Linked DNA regions of Homo sapiens: region 2 is linked to region 1. Evidence: chromatin loops called from intact Hi-C (ENCODE). Cell type or tissue: PC-9. All regions are shown on one strand. Links, peaks and the distances in the headings refer to the core of each region. The heading gives the core; the rest is flanking DNA. Region 1 holds the start of LOC124903663 (a long non-coding RNA gene). Region 2 overlaps USP31 (ubiquitin specific peptidase 31).

Region 1 (11,582 bases), core at 1,903-9,902:
TCCATCTCAGAAAAACAAAAGAACTACTCCAATCCATCTCGAACATCCACTAACACAAAGTCAGTGATTTGCTGGGTGCTCTATTCTCCCTACATGGTGATGTTTAACCAACCATGTTCACCTCTTTTGTATATTACAGTGATTTAGTGTAAAGTACCATGTCCAAAGGGAACCTTGTGGTGAGTAACTATCAGCTTTCTCAGGAACTAGTCTGGTAATGCACCACCTAGAACAAAGCACTAGAGAAGTGTAAAAGATCAATAAATTGGACCCACAGAAACTATGCAACATGGAGAATAAGCACAGATTTGGAGAGAAGCTACTCAGGGATCCCTGACCCTTCCCATTCTGCCTGGACATCAGTGAACGGAAAGTGATGACTCTCACTTCCTGAGATTTGATAAAACCCATGACAATTCCTCAGCCGAGCGAGGACATCAAACATAGCTAAATCCTATCAGTAATTTCACCAAGTCATTCCCTTGAGTAAACTGAGATTAAGACATTCCCGAGAAAAAAAAAGGGGGAATTTCAGAGAAAAAGCTTTACATGATTCTGAAGGAAAAAAGAGAACAGCAGCAACTCCTCGCCTTGTTGGGGTCTCTTCCCTTAGGAAGGACCCTGGTATGATGAGCAGAGATTGTTAAAACATGAACTCAAAATCAACCAGCCCTTCGATTTCAAAATAGGACTCTGAGGAAGGGAGACCATCCAGTATTATAACCTGTGCTTTTAAACTACGAGGGTTCTAATGGGCTTTTGATATTCAAATGTCATTTAACCTTAGTTTATTCTCATCTGTCAGCTAAATTATAAATAAGTTAAGGCACTTAAAGCATTTTTAATAGTGCCTGGCATATAGCAAATAACAAATGTTAGCTACTGATATGAAAACACACACAGCTTTAGAGATTTGTATGTCTCACTGCATTAGCCTTCTAAAAACATGTTAGTCAAAGGGAAAAATGGCTTGTAAAAAGATGAAGGTCTCAAAGCTGCAAGGCTTATATAAAGTGAAGTGAAAGTGAAAGGCAGAATTGAAAGTGTTAAGGCAGACATGGCAACTTCCTGTCTCTTCTACAGAACTCCTATTTTCACACTGAAGCTTTTTTATTTTAGTTGTATAGATGTGGTTAATTTGTTAGTTTCACAAATAAAAATGTATGCTGCATAAACTGCATTCACAGGATAAGCATCTATGGGATTTTTCTTTCTTTTTTTTTAAGACAAGAGTCTTGCTCTGTCGCCCGGGCTGGAGTGCCGTGGCGTGATCTCAGCTCACTGCAACCAACCTCCACCTTCCGGGTTCAAGCGATTCTCCTGCCTCAACCTCCTGAGTAGCTGGGATTACAGGCATGTGCGACCACGCCCAGCTAATTTTGGTATTTTTAGTAGAGATGGGGTTTCGCCATGTTGGCCAGGCTGGTGTCAAACTCCTGATCTCAAGTGATCTGCCCACCTCGGCCTCTCAAAGTGCTGGGATTACAGGCATGAGCCATCACACTCAGTCTCATCTATGGGATATTTAGTTGGAAAGTACAGGCTATTCAGACAGTAAGTACAAATCTAATTGTATTTTGTACTCCAAATAGTCAGGTAATTGAAGACATGGCATGTTACTTAATCCCTACCCAGAGCACAAGACAATTTCTGCAAGGAGAGAGAAATTCCGAATGTGAAAATGGATTCAATAACTCTATTTCCAGAATTTTATCATAAAGAAAGAAGAGCACATTTGGCAAAAGTGCCTGTCTTTCAAGCACGCAGTGAGCACTGCGCTCCTCAATGTATGGCCTTCCCAGGTTCTTTCACAGATGGGACTCTTCAGCTATGTGTACTAGTTCCAAGGCTATAAATATCACCCTTAACAAATACATATGAAAATATCTTAACCACATAGGCAGACTCTTGATGATACTGGTAAACCGTTTCTACCAAAAGAGATTTTAGATGCCCTTGAACAAACTGTCTGGAAATGTTTATCTAACTTCAAATAATCCTTTATCTAAAAAGTGATGCTTAGCAATATGACAAATGGTTGGTTGAATTTTTTTAATGTTTAAAAACGAGTAACATTTTTGGTTTAACACATTTAAAGAACTGATGAACTGGCTTTAACTATTACATACTTGAGTACCTTTTGAGGTCTAGTTTTTATACGAATAGGCAAGCAGAGTAAGTTCACGTTTCACCTCTAAAACGCAGTGTGAAGGATACTTTACACATGTATTTGAAAGAATAGGCTTTAATAGTCAATGTGCTTCTTTCTGTTTTTGTCATTAAGAAATTAAGCTGCTCAGCAAGGAACTGCGGAGCTTCCTGACAGCTCTTGTATCACTGCTCTCTGTCTATGTGACCGGTGTGTGCGTGGCCTTCATACTCCTCTCCAAAGTAAGTCAAATCCTCTTGCATGGAATGTCCCTATATCCTTGAATATTATCAAAAGAAAAATAATTTCTATCTCTCCACAAGTTATGGGCCTCAGCAAGAGCTCCCTAATTAACATTTTCCTGTGCATCTGCAGGGAACACCACCTGCAGAAGAGGTCTTTGGAAGAAGGCATCATACATTCTCATCACTGAAATTATTAGCCAGGGGACATAGTTTGCTGTTTTCTCTTTAAAGCCCAGTAGCATGGGATTAAGAAGAGAGCCATCCACTATGCTATCTTTCTGCTGTAGGGGTGAGGTGTGGGCAGGTGGAGGGCGAGATATTACTGTTATCTACGAAAGCCTTAAGAACAGTCTTTAAGAACAAAAATGGGTTGATGAAGAAACTAAAAGCCGCCTTAAAATCTTCAAAAAGGGCTAAAGTTATTAAAAAAGAATACCTTTTGGCTATGTGTATAAGAAGGGAGATGTATACCATTGTGTTAGGATTACTATAAATCCTACAATCAACGTCAGTTTGTTCAATTAGTTTTTAATGGAGTAAAAGCATCTCAAAAATGATGTAAAAATTAAGTCTCATTGTATATCACTTAAATATTAAGTTAGTTTAATCTTATTAGGGCATGAGATATCTGCCACCATTGTTATGAGTACATAAAATGTTTCATAGACTTTCCTTCTCTTCTTGGCAGTCAAAATCCAACCCTCTAAGAAACAAAGAAATAAAAGAAGACTCACAAAAGGTACAGACCAACACTTGAAAAATATTTTTTAAATTGTGGCTGGTTGTAACGATTTCAAAACTGAAATATTTTTTAGCTTTTAAATATTTAAATGTTAAGTTTAAACAGAATATCAAGGTAACTTTCAACTGCAGACACTATTTCCTATTGTTGAGAAACTCAATGACAAAATAATCTCAAGGGGTAAACTGTGACTTAAATTGGACAGTTCTCAACCATAAATTATATTTAAAGTTCTCAAATACAAAAGAGTTAACTGTAGGCACATATGTGTTGGGGGAGGGGGTAGTTTTTGGGACCGGTGGCAATAGAGCAAGAAAAGTTCTGATGATGCGTCGTTATCATCGCTTATATTCCCAAAAGAGAATTTTTTTTTCTCATTTGTCTTTATAGAAGAAGAGTGCTCGGCGTATTTTTCAGGAAATTGCTCAAGAACTATACCATAAGAGACATGTGGAAACAAATCAGCAATCTGTAAGTGTAAAATGTCAAAAAAAAATGTAAATACAGATATAAAGCACGTTTGAAAAAACTAAGCTGCCAAGGAGCTGTCAAGAACCATGTTTTCCTTCAGAAGAGTCTGAAAGAGAACTTTCACAAGAATGTATTTTTATATAGAACCTGTTTTAATAAATACATAACAAAAGACATCTGATACAATATTAAATAGCCCCAGGCTGGCATCTTAGTGACATGGAAACTTTCAGAAACACATTAGACACGAGCAATGTTTTCAATACAGACAATGATGCTTTAAAAGGATAGATTAAAAGCTACTCTGTACAGTATCCTGCATGCAGTGGTAGGCGTTCAGTAGATACTGCAAATGTTTGTGGGTCAAATTATGAAAAAAAATTACTTGTTACTTATAAGGCAAAAATAAATTCACATTAGAAAAGATGCAGCTAATGATATTAAAAAACAAGTATTTCTCCAGTGTCTGGAGTTGAACTGAAAAGAATACATGTATATCTATAATACATCCTGAAAGTATTCCTTTAAAGTCTTATATAAACAGGTTCTTCAAACAAAATATTATCTTAATGCCAATAGAACAGATACTTTGTTTCCATGATGCATGATGAGATAGCTCAAATAAGCTAAAATGTATACAAAATAAGGTTAATTTATTTTTATTTATTTTTTAAAATTTATGGAATGCTTCACAAATTTGCATGTCATCTTTGTGTAGGGGCCATGCTAATCTTCTCTGTATCATTCCAATTTTAGTGTAAGTGCTGCCAAAGCGAGCACAAAATAAGCTGAACTGATAAACTAGTAAAGATATTTTCCTCTTAAACAGCAGCCAAGAGGGCAAATGCATCAGGAGACTGAAATAAGGCGATTTTTTTAAGTCCAACTTTTACTTTAATTGTTTTCTTTTTAAAAAAATATGGAACGCTTCACGAACTTGTGTGTCATCCTTGCCCAGGGGCCATGCTAATCTTCTCTATATTGTTCCAATTTTAGTGTATGTGCTGCCAAAGCAAGCGCTAAAAATCTAACTTTCACAAAGGATTTTTGCCAAGGAAAGAATATTGTCTAAGTAGTCGTTTCATCCTACAGTGTATATATGAATACATAAAGATAGGTGGTCTAATTACTAAGATGCCATGCTGAGTAATTACAAATCATTTTTCTTTCTGAGGCTGGGACATGTTTTCAACAACAAGGCCGAGGTATGTGGCCTGAAAGCAGTCTTAGAAGTGAGAATTGTAAAGCTCCCAGCCACGATTTTGACAGTAGCATCCAAACAAAAAAAAAAAGTATTTTTCAGTTCCCACATCCTACTCTAAATACGGATGGGGAAAACGGTAATCTGGCCTTTAAGATTACCATATGGACACTTAGGACCCAGAATCCAAGATGGCCCAGTGGTTTGCATGTTCCTTGGCAGTTGGCTTCATTGGTTACATAACCTTAAACATGGCTTTCTATTTATTTATTATTGCAGGAGAAAGATAACAACACTTATGAAAACAGAAGAGTACTTTCCAACTATGAAAGGCCATAGAAACGTTTTAATTTTCAATGAAGTCACTGAAAATCCAACTCCAGGAGCTATGGCAGTGTTAATGAACATATATCATCAGGTCTTAAAAAAAAATAAAGGTAAACTGAAAAGACAACTGGCTACAAAGAAGGATGTCAGAATGTAAGGAAACTATAACTAATAGTCATTACCAAAATACTAAAACCCAACAAAATGCAACTGAAAAATACCTTCCAAATTTGCCAAGAAAAAAAATTCTATTTTAAACTTGTATCCTGAGTCTGTTTCATTCAACATGAGATGTGTGATGACTGCCATCCTGAAGATCTGAAGCCAAACCATGTGCCTCAGTCTTGAGTGGAAGAATCACCTTTATGGTTTGTGGAAATCATGGCACAATTAAAATAAGTTGGGAGGGACAACGTGACAAAATTTGAGTTAGAGACATTCATTTTGAAAAGCACCTTAGTAAAGTTATTTCCTCTGATGTTGTAATGGGGCAGTGGGGTAACGCACATTTGCCTGCCAGGGTATGCAAAGTAACTTACATCATGCTATCAGCAAAATGAGAATAATATAGTGGCTAGAGTAAGACCATAAAAGCCAAAATACAGAAAATCCAAAGCTGAAGGTTAAACAGAGGTAACTTCAGAACAAATAAGCCACAACGGACTCTAGATGTCAGTGTTGTGCCAAATAACAGCACCAGGGAAGATGTGGGCAACACATCTACTTTACAAGCACGTTTGTAATACTGATTTTTTTTCTTTTCTTTTTTTTTTTTTTTTGAGACAGAGTCTCGTTCTGTTGCCCAGGGTGGAGTGCAGTGGTGCAATCTCGGCTCACTACAACCTCCACCTCCCGGGTTCATGCCATTCTTCTGCCTCAGTTTCCCAAGTAGCTGGGATTACAGGTACGCACCACCACGCCCGGCTAATTTTTTTTTTTTTTTTTTTTTGTATTTTTAGTAGAGACGGGGTTTCACCATGTTGGCCAGGCTGGTCTCAAACTCAAGACCTCAGATGATCTGCCTGAAATGGCCTCCCAAAGTGCTGGGATTACAGGCGTGAGCCACCGCGCACAGTCTATAATACTGATTTTTAACCAATTTAGGAGGGAAATGTCAGATAGGAGGCATGGTACAAGGATATTTATGGAATTCATTACCACTTCACTAAGAAAACATGATATAAATTGTCCTTTGAAAGCTACTTTGGTATAAAAAAATCTAAAGTGCCCATAAGTATGCATTCATTATTAGACACAAATTACAACCTTACAACCTACTATGTTTATTTCATTAAAGTGTCTCTTTTAGGCCGGGTGTGGTGGCTCACGCCTGTAATCCCAACACTTTGGGAGGCTGAGGCAGGTGAATCATGAGATCAGGAGTTCGAGACCAGCCTGAACAACATGATGAAACCCGTCTCTACTAAAAATACAAAAAAATTTAGCGGGGTTTGGTGGCACACACCTGTAATCCCAGCTATTTGGGAGGCTGAGGCAGGAGATCACTTGAACCCAGGATGCGGAGGTTGCAGTGAGCTGAGATCACGCCACTGCACCCCAGCCTAGGTGACAGAGCAAGACTGTCTCAAAAATAAATAAATAAATAAATAAATAAATAAAATAAAGTGTTTCTTTTAAACTGGTATTGCCTAAGGTGTATTCTTTATAAAACTTAGAATTGTTAAATATTTTAAGATTCCTTTGAAAGTGTTTTTGCATTGATGGTTTAAATCAGTGATATCAAACTTTCCTGATCCTATGTGCCCAGAAAAATGGGCAGGGGAAAGGAGGCAGCATGGAACCTCATTTTTTTGTGTGTATCTGTGTGTACACGTGAGTGCACATGTGTATATGTGTGGGGCCACATGTGTTTTGTATACGGTATATGCATGAAAATGTACCTTTGTACCTTATACACAAAAACAAATTAAACAATGGCATAAGCAGCAATATAAATAAAAAATGCTAATACTTTCCTGCCATATTCCAAAATAAACTGTCTTGTGTACTCTGCAGTGTGTACTTCCCCACTCTGAGACCACTAGCTCAGGTAAAGTAATGAGCTTCTAAGCCAGACTGCAAAAAAGGGCAAGCACTAATACCATCGAAATGAACAGAAGTGTTGAATTCGATCATTTGCTTTTCATTTCTGGGAGTCATTACATTTTGGTACTGAATTCCAGGACTGAAAATACACTGTTCATTGTCTAACCAGGAGACAAAATCCCTCAGATAAACTAGTATTTGACTCACAATATGCCTTTCCCATGTAAGCAAGGACCGTGTTTCAAAGATTGATTTTGAAGCTGAAATACGGAATATACTTTCGCAAAGAGTTCCATTCCTCTAGGTCTTATATAAGAATATCTGGTGTATACACAGTATTCATTCATTTATTCATCTATCTCACCAAAAGTATATATTTTCAAACTTCAAAATAAGTTTTATTTGGGAAGAGTTTCTTATTTTGTTAAAGCTACAAGCAAGTTTCTTTCCCAATTACACTTCTAGAGATCTTAGCAGTTTCAGAGATTTCAGTGTTCAAAAGTATATTTCAAAATTAACAACAAAACCAAACCCACACCAAAAGGAAATAGCTTTGAGATTAGTTTGGGATGTACAGTCATTGATTTCAGGCGCCAACACTATTTACTGAGTGCTACACTATACAATCAAAGGCCTCTTTTGCAAACTATCCTCGGGTCATACTGAACTTGCTCCACCCCCACACAAACCTTACTCACACCTTCATGCTTTTGCACATGCTGTTCCCCTCAGCCTGGTAAAATGCTTCAGACTACAAACACAGCTCACCTCAACATGAAACCTTCCCTAACTCACCCACAGGCTAACAGATCTATTCGTCTCTAATTCTTCAGTACTTAGTTTGACATATTTCTTACCACAATTTCCTGCCATTATCTGTTTCTATCTATATTGTGTACTATTCTGTGTTTTAAGAGCAAAAGCGTGATTCTCATTTATCTTTATATTTCCACTTGGTACACAGTAGGCCCTCAAATGCCTTCTATAAATGCAATTGAACAATGTTTCTATAGAAAAATGTTCCTTCAGCATTTAAATTGAGATATGTAGCATACTTCAGTCCCTCACCATGAAGCTTCACCCCTTTCCATAAAGACCATTCAACAAACCCCAACAGTACTAATTGTCCTGCTATCTGAGCATCCAGAAAAGAATTAAACTGCAACTTTTTCTTTCTTCTTGAGATGGAGTTTTGCTCTTGACGCTCAGGCTGGAGTACAATGGCGTGATCTCGGCTCACTGCAACCTCTGCCTCCAGGGTTCAAGTGATTCTCCTGCCTCAGCCTCCTGAGTAGCTGGGATTATAGGCATCTGCCACCATGCCTGGCTAATTTTTGTATTTTTAGTAGAGATGGGGTTTCACTCTGTTGGCCAGGCTGGTCTCAAACTCCTGACCTCAGGTGATCTGCCCACCTTGGCCTCCCAAAATGCTAGGATTACAGGCATAAGCCACCGCACCCAGCCTAAGCTGTAACTTTCTGTTTAGATTTGGGTTTCCTATGACAATTAAAAAAGAATTAATACTGAAACAACTTGTTTTACTTCGAGCTGCAAAAACAAATTACCATAGACTGAGTGGCTTATTGAGAGGTGACAATGTGCTAGCAGCCCTCGCTCGCTCTCAGCGCCTCCTCGGCCTCGGTGTCCGCTCTGACCGCACTCAAGGAGCACTTCAGCCCGCCGCTGTGCTGTGGGGACCCCTCTCTGTGGCTGGCCGAGGCCGGACTGGCTCTCTGCTCGCGGGGAAGTGTGGAGGGAGAGGCACGGGCAGGAGCCGGGCTGCGCGCAGCGCACGCGGGCCAGCACAGGTTCCGGGTGTGTACGGGCTCAGCAGGCCCAGCACTCGGTGCCACTGGCTGGTGCCTGCTGGGCTTAATCAGGGGACAAGCTCCCTCTGGGCTGCTGGAGTGCCCAGGCTAGGTGCCACAAAGTCCCGCAGCCAGTGCCATTGAGAGGTGAAGCTGGCTGGGCTTCTGAGTCGGGTGGGGACCTGGAGAACTTTTCTGTCTAGCTAAAGGTTTGTAAATGCACCAATCAGCACTCTGTGTCTACTTAAAGGTTTGTAAACGCACCAATCAGTGCTCTGTGTCTAGCTAATGGTTTATAAATACACCAATCAGCGCTCTGTGTCTAGCTAGCCGGGTAGCAGACTTGGAGAACTTGTGTCTAGCTAAAGGATTCTAAACGCACCAATCAGCACTCTGTGTCTAGCTAAAGGTTTGTAAACACACAAATCAGCGCTCTGTCAAAACGGACGAATCAGTGCTCTGTAAAATGGACCAATCAGCTCTCTGTAAAATGGACCAATCAGCAGGATGTTGGTGGGGCCAGATAAGGGAATAAAAGCAGGCCAACAGAGCCAGCAGCAGCAACCCGCTCGGGTCCCCTTCCATACTGTGGAAGCTTTGTTTTTTCACTCTTCGCAATAAATCTTGCTGCTGCTCACTCTTTGGGTCCGTGCCACCTTTAAGAGCTGTAATACTCACTGCAAAGGTCTGCAGCTTCACTCCTGAAGTCAGCGAGACCAAGAACCCACCAATTCCAGACACATTTTGGCGACCCAGATGGGACTATCACCTATCGCCAAGTGGTGAGACTATCGCCTATCGCCAAGCGGTAAGTACCATCGGACCCTTTTCACTTGCTATTCTGTCCTATTTTTCCTTAGAGTTCGGGGGCTAAATACTGGGCACCTGTCAGCCAGTTAAAAGTGATTAGCGCAGCCACCGGGCTAAAGACATGGGTGTCAGGCTTTCTGGGAAAGGGCTAACAACCCCCGACTCTTCAGAGTTGGGAGCGGTGGTTGGCCTGGAACCAGCTTCCGCCTTTCCAGTACTTCTGGGCTGAACCGAGGGTCGACAGAGAGGAAAGCCATTCAGCTCCGGGGTCCCAACAAGAAGTTGGTTGACCCTGCGGCCATGAGCAGAACTCTCAATGTCGCCCAAGCGAGACTAGCCCATCTATTCTATCTACCCTGACCCTTGCCTCCTGGGTCCTAACGCCTGTCAGACAAACTTCCTCTCACCTCTTGGAGTCTCTGAGGCTAGTCCCACTTCTCAAAATCACTCCCTGTCTCTGGTGCTTTTCCAGTTTCTCCTATGAGGATGATTTCTAGTATAAACTCCAGGAGTCTACTCCCTTCTTTAGGCACCTGGGCTCACCAATCAGAAAGACATAATTTTTGCCCAAAGCCCCGTCATAGGGGGAACTCTGGAATTTTAGGATCCCTCCTTAGAAAAGCAGGCCTAACAAATGCTATTCCTGAAGCTAGGATATGGGGAGCCTCAGAAATTGTATCCTTCCTATTCATATAAGTGAGGACAAAAGGTGTCACTCTTCCAACCCTGGAGATCCCTTCCCTCCCTCAGGGTATGGCCCTCCACTTCATTTTTGAGGCACAACATCTTTATAGGACACAGGTAAGGTCCCAATACTAACAGGAGAATGCTTAGGACTCTAACAGGTTTTTGAGAATGCATCAGTAAAGGCCACTAAATCCAATTTTTCTCAGTCTTTGTGGTCTACGAGGACAGGCAAGGGTGCAGGTTTTCGAGAATGCGTCAGTAAGGGCCACTAAATCCGGCCTTCCTCAGTCCTCCTTGTGGTCTGGGAGGAAAACTACCGTTTCTGCTGCTGCTTCGGTGAGCGCAACTATTCCAATTAGCAGGGTCCGGGGACTGCTGCAGGTTCTTGGGCAGGGGGAGAAACAAAACAAACCAAAAACACAGGCGGTTTTGTCTTTCAGATGGGAAACAGGCATCAACAGGCTCACCCTTGAAATGCATCCTAAGCCACTGGGACCAATTTGACCCACAAACCCTGAAAAAGAAGCGGCTCATTTTTTTCTGCACTATGGCCTAGCCCCAATATTCTCTCTCTGATGGGGAAAAATGGCCACCTGAGGGAAGTAGAAATTACAATACTATCCTGCAGCTTGACCTTTTCTGTAAGAAGGAAGGCAAATGGAGTGAAATACCTTATGTCCAAGCTTTCTTTTCATTGAAGGAGAATACACGAGAATACACAACTATACAGAGCTTGCAATTTACATCCCACAGGAGGACCGCTCAGCTTACCCCCCATATCCTAGCCTCCCTATAGCTCCCCCTCCTATTAATGATAATCCTCCTCTAATCTCCCCTGCCCAGAAGGAAATAAGCAAAGAAATCTCCAAAGGACCACAAACCTCCCCAGGCTATCGGTTATGTTCCCTTCAAGCTGTAGGGGGAGGGGAATTTGGCCCAACCTGAGTACATGTCCCCTTCTCCCTCTCTGATTTAAAGCAGATCAAGGCAGACCTGGGGAAGTTTTCAGATGATCATGATAGGTACACAGATGTCCTACAGGGTCTAGGGCAAACCTTCAACCTCGCTTGGAGAGATGTCATGCTACTGTTAGATC
Region 2 (11,582 bases), core at 1,257-9,256, 1.4 Mb before region 1:
GTAAATACAGCATGCTAAGTTTATGTGCTTTTAAATATTAGCGTTTTTCGTCAGACTCTTCAAGTTCTTCTTGAACCCTTGGTGCACAGATCCATATATAACCTCCCTTTTCAGTATTGCTGTGTGTGAATTAACTACAACACATATGCATGCATAGCTGTGAATTCTGCACTACTTTTTTTTTCTTTTTTCCCCCCAAGAATATCTCTTGGGAAAAGTTTTTAGTACGTTACTTAACTTTATTTTGCTGCTAATTTGCGCATTAGCCGGTAACTTGCAAGTCTGGAGACCACTTACTGTTGAGGGTAGCTGGAATTTTAGACCCTTGGCAGTATTTAAGATTTAGACATTTAGCCTTGTGAAAGTTACCACAGTGCTCCATGTGATTCATTGACTGTGAGCCTGTTGTCCATTGCACTCAGCCCTGTACTCACTTCTTCACTCGCTGTCCTGGTTTTACTGTTCAGATTTTGGTGGGTTCTCAAAGCAGTACCACTCTCATCTGCTCAGTACATCTGCGGCAACTGGCTGCCTTCGATGCTGTCATTGCGTTCAGCCCAGCACATCACAGCCCCATCAGTGTGTAGCCACCGCTCTCGTTTTTCTGTATCGCTTTTATCTCCTGAAAAAGATGCACCAAATAAGAGATCATCTATATCAGGAATTGAATGTCTAACTCAAACCTCTCATTTTTGTTTAATAGGTAGATCTCATTTGAAGTCTCCTATCTGAATCTCTGAAACAATTATAGTTTGATTAGACAAAGGTTTTTAATAACACTTCTTTTTTGCTGTAGTCAAGCATTAATAGAAACTAGTTTAATTTTCACAGTGGTAAATATTTTTATTCTTGAGTTATCTAGGAATGGATTTTCCACGATGTCTAGTGACTTAAAAAAAAAAAGGAAAAACGTTTCTACAAATCCCTTTGGTTTTCCATGGGATCTGGAATAAAATGTCAGTGTCTATAAACTGTATGTCATGGAGTTTAGTCCTTGTTTCAGGTTTAATAGAAAAAATCAGGAAGTATCATGGCATTGTCTAGACATCATGAAGCTATTTTATTTCCATAGTTGGTAAACAGTGAAAATTTCATTATCTCCAACTACTAGGTACAACTTTAGGCCACAGGAAAGGTTATTTGGCCCGAAAGTTTGGAGGTGCTCCTTGAGGTGGGAAGTATCTTGTGGGAAAGTAGTTACTTGATTCAATTTAGTTCATTGGTAGGGTTGGGGACTTGGTGTTGGTTTCTTTCTTTCTTTTCTTTTTTTTTTTTTTTTTAATTTTCCCAGCAATATTTAGCACAATGAGCGTGTATGTGCTTTGGGGTTAAAAATTATCTGCTAGGGATGATAGGCCTGGGTTTCTCGTTGACATCTAGATGGGCCTGATTAGAGCAGTCATCTCCTGGTAGGCACAAAATAATCACCAACAGTAATGTTGTATCTGTAATGTTTGTTTGCTTTTTAAAGTTTTATTCTTGATTTCTTGTAAACATCCATTGCACTGAGGCCGTATCATTCCTTAAGACAGCCCTACATCTTGCCTTGGTAATCCCTTAGATAATGTGGAAACTCAAACCGTTAGGCTCCAGTCATCTTAGACCATTTCCCATCCGTTTTGTATTTTCTCGTCCTGAAAGCAGCTGAACTGAAAGTAAGTAATAATATGCTGGACCAGTGGGAACGGATGTGGGAGTATTTGTGGTGTGCTAAAATACTGTAATTATCTGTGAGGCTGCCTGACACGCTTTTGCAATCTTGTTTTCATCATTCATTCTGCAAACGTTTATGGAGGGCCTTCTTTGAGCACAGAGGCAAAACTGAAAGCTTCAGGGATTTGCTGTAGCTGAGGAGCCCTGGGAGCACAGCCCATCAAGCAAGGGATGTGATGGTGTCCTAAATGGAGTGACAGTTCTCCTGGGAAAAGAGATCACGTGGATTCCGGTCAAATCGGCTAAGGCTTGTGGTTCTCTTGAGCAAGTCTGTTCCTTCTGGAAACCAAAAGTGCCCTTCATCTTTAGAGACATTTTACTCTTCCATCCACCTTTTCAGACTGAGCTGTCTCTACTATTTAGGGGTTGAAAATCCATTACACAGTCACTTTACGTTAACATTGGGTCATCTTATGTTTGTATGAGACGGATGTGGGATTTGAGGGGAACATTGTCATTCCCTTAAAATAACTATCATGAAAAAAATAGCAACAGTATGTAAAGGGACCAAGAGTGGCAGCCTTTAGGGAAAATGGAGCAGAGAAGAGCTGTGAACAAAGCTCATTTATTTGAAATAAGCGTGCTTTATTTCACATAGAGGGGCATCAGACGTTACATTTCATTCGGACAAATTACTGAACAGCCGAAGTGATTGTTTCCAATGTAGGTTATTATAATTATTGGATACAAAGATTTAACTAGTGTTTCTGGGTTGGATTTTTGAAATAGTATGCAAGTCATAAGCACAGTTTCAATAAAACACGTATTCTGGAGGTGCGTGGAACTTTGTATTATTTGTAGTTGAGAAAGGCAAACTTTGCTGACAAACCAGTACCTATCACAAACGAACACAAAAAGTAGCTGTTACTGTGCAGGCTGTCTTTAACTTTCATTTCATAAAGGGTACATTATTGTTAAACTCTACTACATGGTTTGGGGAGAAATCCAGTGGTTTTATTTAAATGAACACTCTCACACTGCCTTTTGATCAACTTTCAAAGTATTTTGCAGATGCATTTTGAGCATGACCATTTTTTTCCCCAAGTAAAAACAATTGTGCGTGGCCTCCATATAACTCAGAAAGCATGCTCTTACTACCTATGCAAGCAAACAATAAAACATATAGACATGAAATGTTAAGTCTTAAAAAAAAAAGGCAACAATTATGGAGCTCTATTTTTAAATTTGTGATTTTCAAAATATGGCTTACTCATCATTGTGTAGAAGAGCATGAATGCGATTTCTTGTTTTGCTCTGCATATATTTCTCTGCTGTTTTTCTGATCATTGGCGAGATTGTAAAGTATTTTGCAAGCAGAAGTGGAATTGGATATGTTGAACACACATCATTGGTGTACATACTGTATTTAGCCTGAAGACTTTCCTAAAGTGTTTTGTTCTAAAAATAACCTGCCATTTTCTATAGATTTTAATTTTTTATATCTTCAAGGGTTCTATTTTGGTCACAAGGAAAGAATGTGGCTTCTAATAGTGCTAAGAATTAAAAGATGCTTTTATAGAGACTTAGAGCTATTTTGAAAAGCTTTGGGGCTTCCCAGCCACTGATCACAATTAGACTAAGCCCATGGAATTTCTGGGAGTGTTGTGCAGTGGATTCGGTTCTAGATCCATCTTACATTTGTTTAGTGTTTCCCAATTTTTGGGAGAAGGGGTGCACAGCAAATTTGAGAGACTTTTTTGAATCTCACACATGTATTTTCCTCAAGATTCTTTTAAGCCTCTTCTGAATGACTTGTCTGAGATAGTGAAGACCCACATTAACTAGAATCAGCTGGGGAACTTTAAAAAATACAGTGCCTGGGTCCCAGTCCCTAGCTTTTGATCTAATTCATGTAGGGGTGGGATCCAGGAATTACCATGTATTTTAAAAGCTTCTGGGTGTTTCTAATTTGCAGACAGATTGAGAACCACTATGATACGTCATCCCTTTACTGAGAATTATGGCGAGAATCACTGCCATTTGAATTACTCAGGAGTGACTGATTCCTCAGTTGTGTAGGAGAAGCAGAAAAAATAAGAATAAAAAGAATTGAGAGATACTGATATCAAACTCCCATTTGAAATACAAGGGCCCTTCTGATTCAAGGCCCAGTTGGGGAGCTTGGACCATGTTGTGAATGGCCTAGCACTCGCCAGTCTGGTGGAAATTGGTGGTCTTAGTTGCTGGAGCAGGCTGAGTGTCCCCGCGGGGTTTGCATCTGTCCCCAGAACCTTTTCCCCAGGCCCGTGGGGGAATAGGGAAGTCACTCTGAGCTAGAAATTGTCGAAGAAGAAAAGAAACAACCTTCCTAGCCTTGGAAAGCCTGTCCCTGCTTTTGATAGAATTATTGCCTTTTTGTAGGAATTACAGTAGCAAACCCCAGGCTGCCGCTGAATTTCCTACTTTTGCTCATTCTCTAGGATAGTTCTTATCCAGAATGTGGTTTCAGGAATTCTTTTTTTTAGTTTGAAAATGAATGTGAAACATTTTCTTTGGTGTCTTTTTTTTAAAAAAAAAAAACCCTTATTGCTATTTTTTCGTGTTTTTGTTTTGTTTTGTTTTTTGTTTGTTTTACCATTAAGTAATACACATCCCAGAATTTGGCACTCTGTGTTAACTGTGGAGGCAAATAAAATTTAGTTTTAATCTGTGGTGAGCTGAATGCACTACAACACCTTCGAAGTAATCTGATGGTTTCATTCTGTCGAGCCTCATGCTGCCTACAAAACACCACAATTTACCTGGTGTTTTCAACATTTTAAGGAATGAAGATACAAGTAGACATGCAAGTTGGAAATGTTTCTTTAGAAAGGCCATCCAGAATAATGATATCTGTTGCAGTCGTCCAAATGCAATATGAAATTTCCTAGGTGCTATTATAAACGGTGTGGTGTCATACCAAATGCAAAAGCAGTTACAGTATTTCCGAAGTTGGAGTTCTCTTTGTAGGCCTTTCAAATACGTGTTTGCATTCCATAGAGGTCTGCTCACCAACTGTGCCTCTCACCACTGGTTAAAATTGAATTTAAGCCTCATTGACATAAGTCGTTTCTTGATTGAACTCTTCAGTTTTTACACTGGAATTTCTGTAGTTGTCTTGAAAGCTGCATGTCACATCACTGTACACAAAGTGCTTTGGTATTACTCATGCACCGTGGATAGTGATTTCTGTGTCGTTTTCATTTTCAGTTGTACAGTAATATGGAAGGCAGGATGTCTTTCCTAGAGGCTGGAAGAAAAGTGTATCGTACATTTTAAATTTATTTTAGAACAAGTGCATGAGATGTGTCACTGATTTCTGTTATTTATTTGTATGTTTTATTATTCAAAGTGTATGCACTTTTAAGAAGCAGAATTTATATTTTTACGTTTGAAACGTTTTATTTCTGAAACAGCGTTGATTATATAGTATACAGTTGGAATTAAGAGAAAAGTGGAAAATGTAACAAAATACAATAAATTTATTACAAGATGTCCTCTTCAAGCCACATTTCTCCTTTCTCCCCCTTGCCAACTGATATCTTTTTGGTGTTGACTATAATAATAATTGTACTGCATCAGTCTTTACAAAATGCCTTAAAATTGCAGTGTTTAAAACACAAGTTACAGAAAGATGTATACATATGTTTTCTGTGTAAAAGTTTAAAACAAAAAATCACATCCATGCTTGTATAATTTTCACAATCAGGGATGGTTCTTCCCATTTCCTCCATGACGGATTAGAGACAGTTTGTCCTGGGCCATGGAACTGGACAAAAACTCACATTCTGGTTCAATCCAACAGATTTTCAACATTTCGCATTATTTTCCCCCTCTTACCAAACTTTTATGATGGGAAGAAATAGCAGTATAAAAGGGGCCATTCTTCCTGCGCTGTCTCATACCCTAGATATTTAATATTTTTGATACAAACAACATTTTTCCAGCTGTCTTTCCCACCCTTCAGGACAGAACTCCCTACTGAGGATGTCACATCACCTATGGCCACGTGGGGGCACTAAAGATCTCTTATGCATTTTAGAAGTCCAGCCTGCAGGTGGTTAGCCTCTGAGTGTGGAAATGTTTATTCAGTATGAGTTGGGGAATACGGTATCAGTGAACAGGGGTTTCTGTTTAGGGGAGTGCCACCAGCCATCATTTGTTCCCGGAAAGTGTTGAGTACAGATCAGGACAGATCTTGTTTCCCTAAAGCACAGCATTATGGTTTAGGGTTGGGGTGGGGGGAGTTGATGTTCCTGACAAGTGTGAACCACATGCCGTGCTAGGTACAGCACTTCTGAAGCTCTCTAATTTGAAATGGTAAGATTTCGCTTAGGTTCTGTTAGAGAGTTTAACCATGTAGTACGCTGATTATTCAAGAGGCTTCATTATGCCACAAAGTGTTCACATGTCATAAAATATGTAGATTTAATAGTTATGCAGATATTTAAGGATCATTTTGCCTGTCTCCTTAGGATTTGGAAGATTATCTTTCAATACTTGAATGGTCAACGTCTCTCTGAATACTTTTCGGGTCCCTGTAAATCTTCCTGAAGAAAGCAAAGGTGTGATAACACCCCTTGCCCAGAGCTGCATGTTCCTGTGTGTTAAACTGCCCCGTGGGTGATTCTAGGCCACTCTGACTCCGTGGGATGTAGCTTGAGGTCCTCCCCCACCCCAGTATCCCCTTTCTCCCAGCTGGGTTCTGTGTCATATGTTCTAATTCTGTGTACATCATCTAACATAACGTTGAACGGTTAATCACTTCGATTTACTAATACATTCACTTTCCATTGCTCTTCACTCCTTCCTGGGTTCTCCCAGATGGATGCTTCAGGTTTCCTCTCTGCGACCCTGTTCCTTTCTCAGGCTTCTCCACGAGGGTCATCTGGTAGATTTCACCTTGCTGGGTGGGTTGGGTCTACCTTCTGCAAACCCCTCTGGAATTCGGTCTTGGTTTGGTCTGGTCTTAGCTACGTTTTTCACCCTCTGCCAACACCTGCTATACACAGAGGACAGGGCTGTCCTCTCCCTTGGTGGTGCATTTTTGCATGCCATATAACCCAATGGCCTTGCACTCGTTTCTTAGAGCTTTCAGGGATTTGATATCAGTTTGACTTGCTCTTTGGATGTCTTAACAGCTCCATTTTTCTTGTGAAACGTGAGAAGATGGTGCAAATGAGACTGCAGTGCCTAGTTGGAATCAGGCCTCCCTGCCCCCGGTGGGGTCTCAGGGATCTTGCATTCCAGCACACCACCCCTGTGCCTTCCCTTTGTTTAGGAGGACTCCAGAGAGGCCCACAGTGCACAGATCCAGTTCCAGAGACACAGGGAAAAGGGTGTAATACGTCTTTCCTCTCCGAGAGTCTGGAGTGGACAGTGTGTGGGGATTGTGCACTGGGGACTGAGGATGAATGGCACCAGCCTCAGGGTTCCAAGTCCACAAAAGTTGTGGTGAGGAAGGTGCCCCTTTACTGTTTCACTCAGAATCGGAGTCCAGGTTCCTTCATTTAGTAATGTCTTCTGTGTGCCCAGCTGCTGGGGTTATGACCACACTTGGAGGGGCTCACCTGCCAGTCAGGAGGTCAGGTTGGCCAACAGATAACGTTTCAGCAAGTTTGCCACTTATTCCCTGCTCTTTCTCAAGGCATCGTCCCTAGAATGCTCTTCTCCGAGATGCCAGCCTGGCTCATTCCCTCATCTCCTCCACATCTTTACTCACATATCACCTTATTGAGGCCTTCCCTTACTACCTTTTTAGAACACTGCAACCTGCTTCACACGCTGTCCGTACTCCCTATTTTATTTTCTGCATATCACTTATCACAACTACCATAGGTCATATGTGAGCTGATGGGTGAGCTTACATGAGAGCGGGGAGGTTTGCCTGTTCTATTCACTGCTCTTTTTCTCAGCATCTAAGAGGGTGCCAAGCTTATAGCAGTTACTTAGTAAATACATACTAGCTGAATTAGTAATCTGCCTGAGTCTTTCTATCCAGAAGATGGAGGATACTGGTACTTGCATCATAGAGTGGTGAGAGTTAGATGGGAATGATGCCTATAAAGCCTTCAGCACAGTGCCTGGCACAGAGAAAGCGCTGGCTGAATGGAGCCATTTGTAATGATAACAATAGTGATGAGGAGGAGGGGCCGACCCTCCTGGGGTCAGAGGAGGGGGCAGTGGGCCATAACTCACACTTTCCAGGCAGGGGAAACTGCTTGCACTCTCTGGAAACCCTGAGTCCAGTCTTCCTGGAATGTAGGGCAGGAAGGCAAGAAGCGTTGGATGAAGGGGGCGGGAGATCCCATCTAGGGGGACCTTTTATGAACTGCTCCATTTGTCCTGTAGTAAATGAAAATCCAGGAAGAGATTTTAATTTAGGGGAGAGGAGATCCAGTTTGCACCTTCGCATGGTCACCATGACAAGATGTGTCATGAGAGAGCCGGTTCGGAGCTGGTTGCAGGAGTCTGGGTAGAGTGTGCGGAAGGGCTGACCGAAAGCAGTGCTGGGTGGCTGGAGAACAGGGAGACGCTTGGAAAGGCACCGTGCTCAGGGTCCAGGAGCAGGCTGCGGGGTTCGAATCTTGCTAGCTGGACAATCTTGGGCGGATTACTCAACAGCTCAAATTCTTCACACCTGTAAAATGTGGATAACGGTGTCTACATGATCATCACGAGGCTTAACTGGAATGCCTGGTTTATTTACATTTAATATAATCACTAATGTATTTGGTTTTTTGGTACTATCTTAACTTTCTTGGATATTTGTCCTGCTTATTTTATATTTATTCTTCTTGCTTTTCTTTGAGATGTATCAAGGATTTTTTTTAATTTTTAAAATTTTTCTTCTTAACCCACAGAACAAAGCATTTTTTTTATTCTAATTTTTCTCCTCAGTTTGTTATTTTTTTACTCTCCTTTTGTGGTTATCCTTGTAATTTCAACACGCACTTTTGATTTATAAGATTGTAAGAAAAGGGCCAGGCACGGTGGTTCAAGCCTGTAATCCCAGGATTTTGGGAGGCTGAGGCAGGTGGATCACCTGAGGTCAGGAGTTCAAGACCAGCCTGACCAACATGGTAAAGCCCCGTCTCTACTAAAAATACAAAAATTAGCCGGGTGTGGTGGCGGGCACCTGTAATCCCAGCTACTCGGGAGGCTGAGGCAGGAGAATCGCTTGAACCCAGGAGGCGGAGGTTGCAGTGAGCCGAGATCACGACACTGCGCTCCAGCCTGAGTGACAGAGCGAGACTCCGTTCTCTTCCCCATCCCCCCTTCAAAAAAAAAAGATTCTAGGAAAAATTTGTATTTGTTTACCCCTTGAAGGGCTTTATTTAGGACACTAATTCCATTTACCCATTTCCACCACTTGCTATGTTTGTCTTGCATTCTAATTCTATGCACACCATCTAACCTAACTTTATTAGTAATCCTGAGTAGTCAATATTCACTCAGATTTACTGATATATTTACTTTCCATTGCTCATCACTCCTTCAATCCAGTGTTTGATTGCTTCTGCCTGAGATCATTCTCCTTCAGCCTGAAGAACTCCCTTATTTCTTTTTAAGCCTGTGTCAGCGATACATTCTCTCAGTTTTATTTGATTGGAAATGCCTTTATTTGGTCTTCTTGAAGGGCATTTTCACTGGGAATAGAATCCTAGGTTGGAAATTACTTTCTTTCATTTTCATTCCATGGCCTTCTGCCTTTCACTGTTTATGTTCATAAGTCAGCTATCAGTCTTATTGCTGTTAATTTGAAGATATGTGTGGTTTGGGTTTTTTTGTTTTTTTGTTTTTTTTTTTTCCTGACTGCTTTGAAGATGCTTCTCTTTGGTTTCCATCAGTTTTATTAGGATGGAGTTTTTTTTTTTTTTTTATCCTTCACTTCATAAATCAGACTTGGAAACTTCTCAGGTGTTATTGCTTTAAATATTGCTTCTGACCCATTTTTTTTTTGCCCTCTTCTAAGACTCCAATTTCATGTATCTTAGACTTCCACCATGTCTCAAATATTCCTTTCACTCTTTTTTGTATTTCCTATTCTTTTTGATCCCCTTACCTCAGTCTGGATAGCTTTTACTGAATGAATCTTTTCAGTTCTATCTAATCTTGCCAGATTAAATAAAGGACATCTCATTAAAGTTGAATTTTAGATAAATTGTGAATAGTTTTTTAGTGCATGTCCAAAATTTTGAATGAACATACTTATATGAAAAATTATTTGTTGTTAATCTAAAATTCTAATTTAACTGGACATCTGCTTTTATTTGCCAGTTCTGTCCATCTTAGCTAAGTCTAATCTGCTGTTAAACCCACCTAATTGTATTCTTAATTTTGGTTATGGTGTTTTCAATTCTAGAATTTGCATTAGCTCTTCAGAGACTCTAGGTCTCTGGTTAAATTCTTCATTTGATTGTCTATTTTCTTAAACATATTAGTTATTTTAAAGGTTGGATCTGATAACACTAGTATCTAGTCACATGTGGACTTCTTTCTATTGTCTGGTTTTTTTTGTTTTGTTCTACTTCTTGTTGTGCTTTTTGATTAATGCTAGGCAGTGTGTAGGAAAAAATGTGTAGGCTCTGGCTGATGATATTTGCCTCCAGAGAGAATTCATCCTGTTTTCTGGTCGGCAGCTAGGGACTGAGTGGACTCAAAGTTGGATTGTAGTTGTTCTAAGACTCTGCTGCCTTCAGGTCATCTTACATAAGAATGAGCATTAATTTAATCGTTCAACACATATTTGTGGATCACCTGCTATGCCAAGCACTGGCCTGGGCATGGGTTACATCAGCATACCAGACAGGAAAAAAAAAACCCTTCGTCATGTGGAGTTTATCTTCTAGTTCACCTGTCCAGAAATTAATAATAATTAATAATAATAATTGACCTTAGCTGGGACCAGCTTCCAGAAGGAACAGAAATGTGGAGGTAAGTTGGTATTAAAGCAATGTGGAGATACACAACAAAACATGATTCTCTGCTCTCTTCCTACACCCCAGCCTTCCTGTGTTGGTAAATGACATCAACATCCAGTCCAGCTGCTCAGTCCAGAAACTAAGGATCCATCCTTGATGCTGCTTTTCCCCTCAACTCCCTCCTTACATCGAACCCATTCAAAAGCCCTGTCCAGTCCTACCTCCACAATTATGTTCTCAATGTGCCTCACTTCTCTTTCTCTCCACTGATAACATCAAGTCCAAGTCACATGATCCCTACCCAGACTGGGCTCCTGTATCAGCCTCTTAAATTTGTCCACTTCTCCAATTCCATCTTTAGTCTGTTCCTGCTGCCATTACAAAATACCTTAGATTGGGTAATATATAAACAATAAAAATGTATTGCTCACAGTTCTGGAGGCTGGGAAGTCCACGATCAAGCCGCCAGCAGATTCAGTGTCTGGGGAGGGCCTGTTCCTCATAGATGGCACCTTCCAGCTGTGTCCTCATATGGTGGAAGGGGCAAACAAGCTCCCTCGAACCTTGCCTGCAAGGGCACTTATCCCACTCATGAGAGCTCTGCCCTCATGACCTAACACTTCCTAAGGGGCTCACCTCTTAACACGATTGCACTGGGGGTTAGGTTTTGATATGCAAATTTGAGCGAGACACCAACATTCAGATTATAGCACCATCTTATGTCACTTTTCTTTCACTTTGGGCACAGAACCCACCTTTTAGTGTCTTGAACACAGGGCCTTGGCTGTTTTCCTCTTCCAGGAATACTCTTCCCCCAGATGGTCACGGGGCAAGTTCTTTCTCATCTCAAATGGACCCTTAGAAAGGCCTCCTTGGACCACCATAACCACAGTTACCCTTTCACTCTACACTCATTCTCTGTCAGGACCCTCTTTTATCTTGATAGTATTTCGCAGTCTCTGAAAT

Evidence for each region. Hi-C counts contacts between places; a loop is a spot of excess contacts. Peaks named below come from ENCODE experiments on the same cell type or tissue, not always from the same donor. Only the 100,000 strongest peaks of a DNase experiment are listed, where the experiment ranks them.
Region 2: it touches region 1 in a loop (6-fold over the local background); 8 of 110 quality-filtered maps call a loop at or near these places.

Annotation. Positions count from the first base shown.
Region 1 is chr16:21,635,099-21,646,680 of GRCh38, reverse strand. The region is part of intron 4 of METTL9 (methyltransferase 9, His-X-His N1(pi)-histidine); the gene reads right to left. It overlaps IGSF6 (immunoglobulin superfamily member 6), which reads left to right. Exons shown (of 6, transcript NM_005849.4): 3 at 2,285-2,391; 4 at 3,083-3,133; 5 at 3,527-3,607; 6 at 5,088-7,131. The coding sequence ends at 5,147. It overlaps LOC124903663 (a long non-coding RNA gene), which reads right to left and starts at 2,285. Exons shown (of 2, transcript XR_007065025.1): 1 at 1,505-2,285. It also overlaps the pseudogene RNU6-1005P and the pseudogene RNU6-196P. RefSeq lists an enhancer at 956-1,135. In PC-9, for the core only: CTCF peaks have their summits at 5,571 and 5,770 (motif pointing right); DNase peaks (open chromatin) are centred at 5,830 and 7,810; H3K27ac peaks cover 2,621 bases.
Region 2 is chr16:23,055,021-23,066,602 of GRCh38, reverse strand. USP31 (ubiquitin specific peptidase 31) reads left to right here. Exons shown (of 16, transcript NM_020718.4): 16 at 1-5,197. Among named protein-coding and RNA genes, the nearest start is that of USP31, 89 kb to the left of the region's middle. In PC-9, for the core only: a CTCF peak has its summit at 5,679 (motif pointing right); a DNase peak (open chromatin) is centred at 5,722.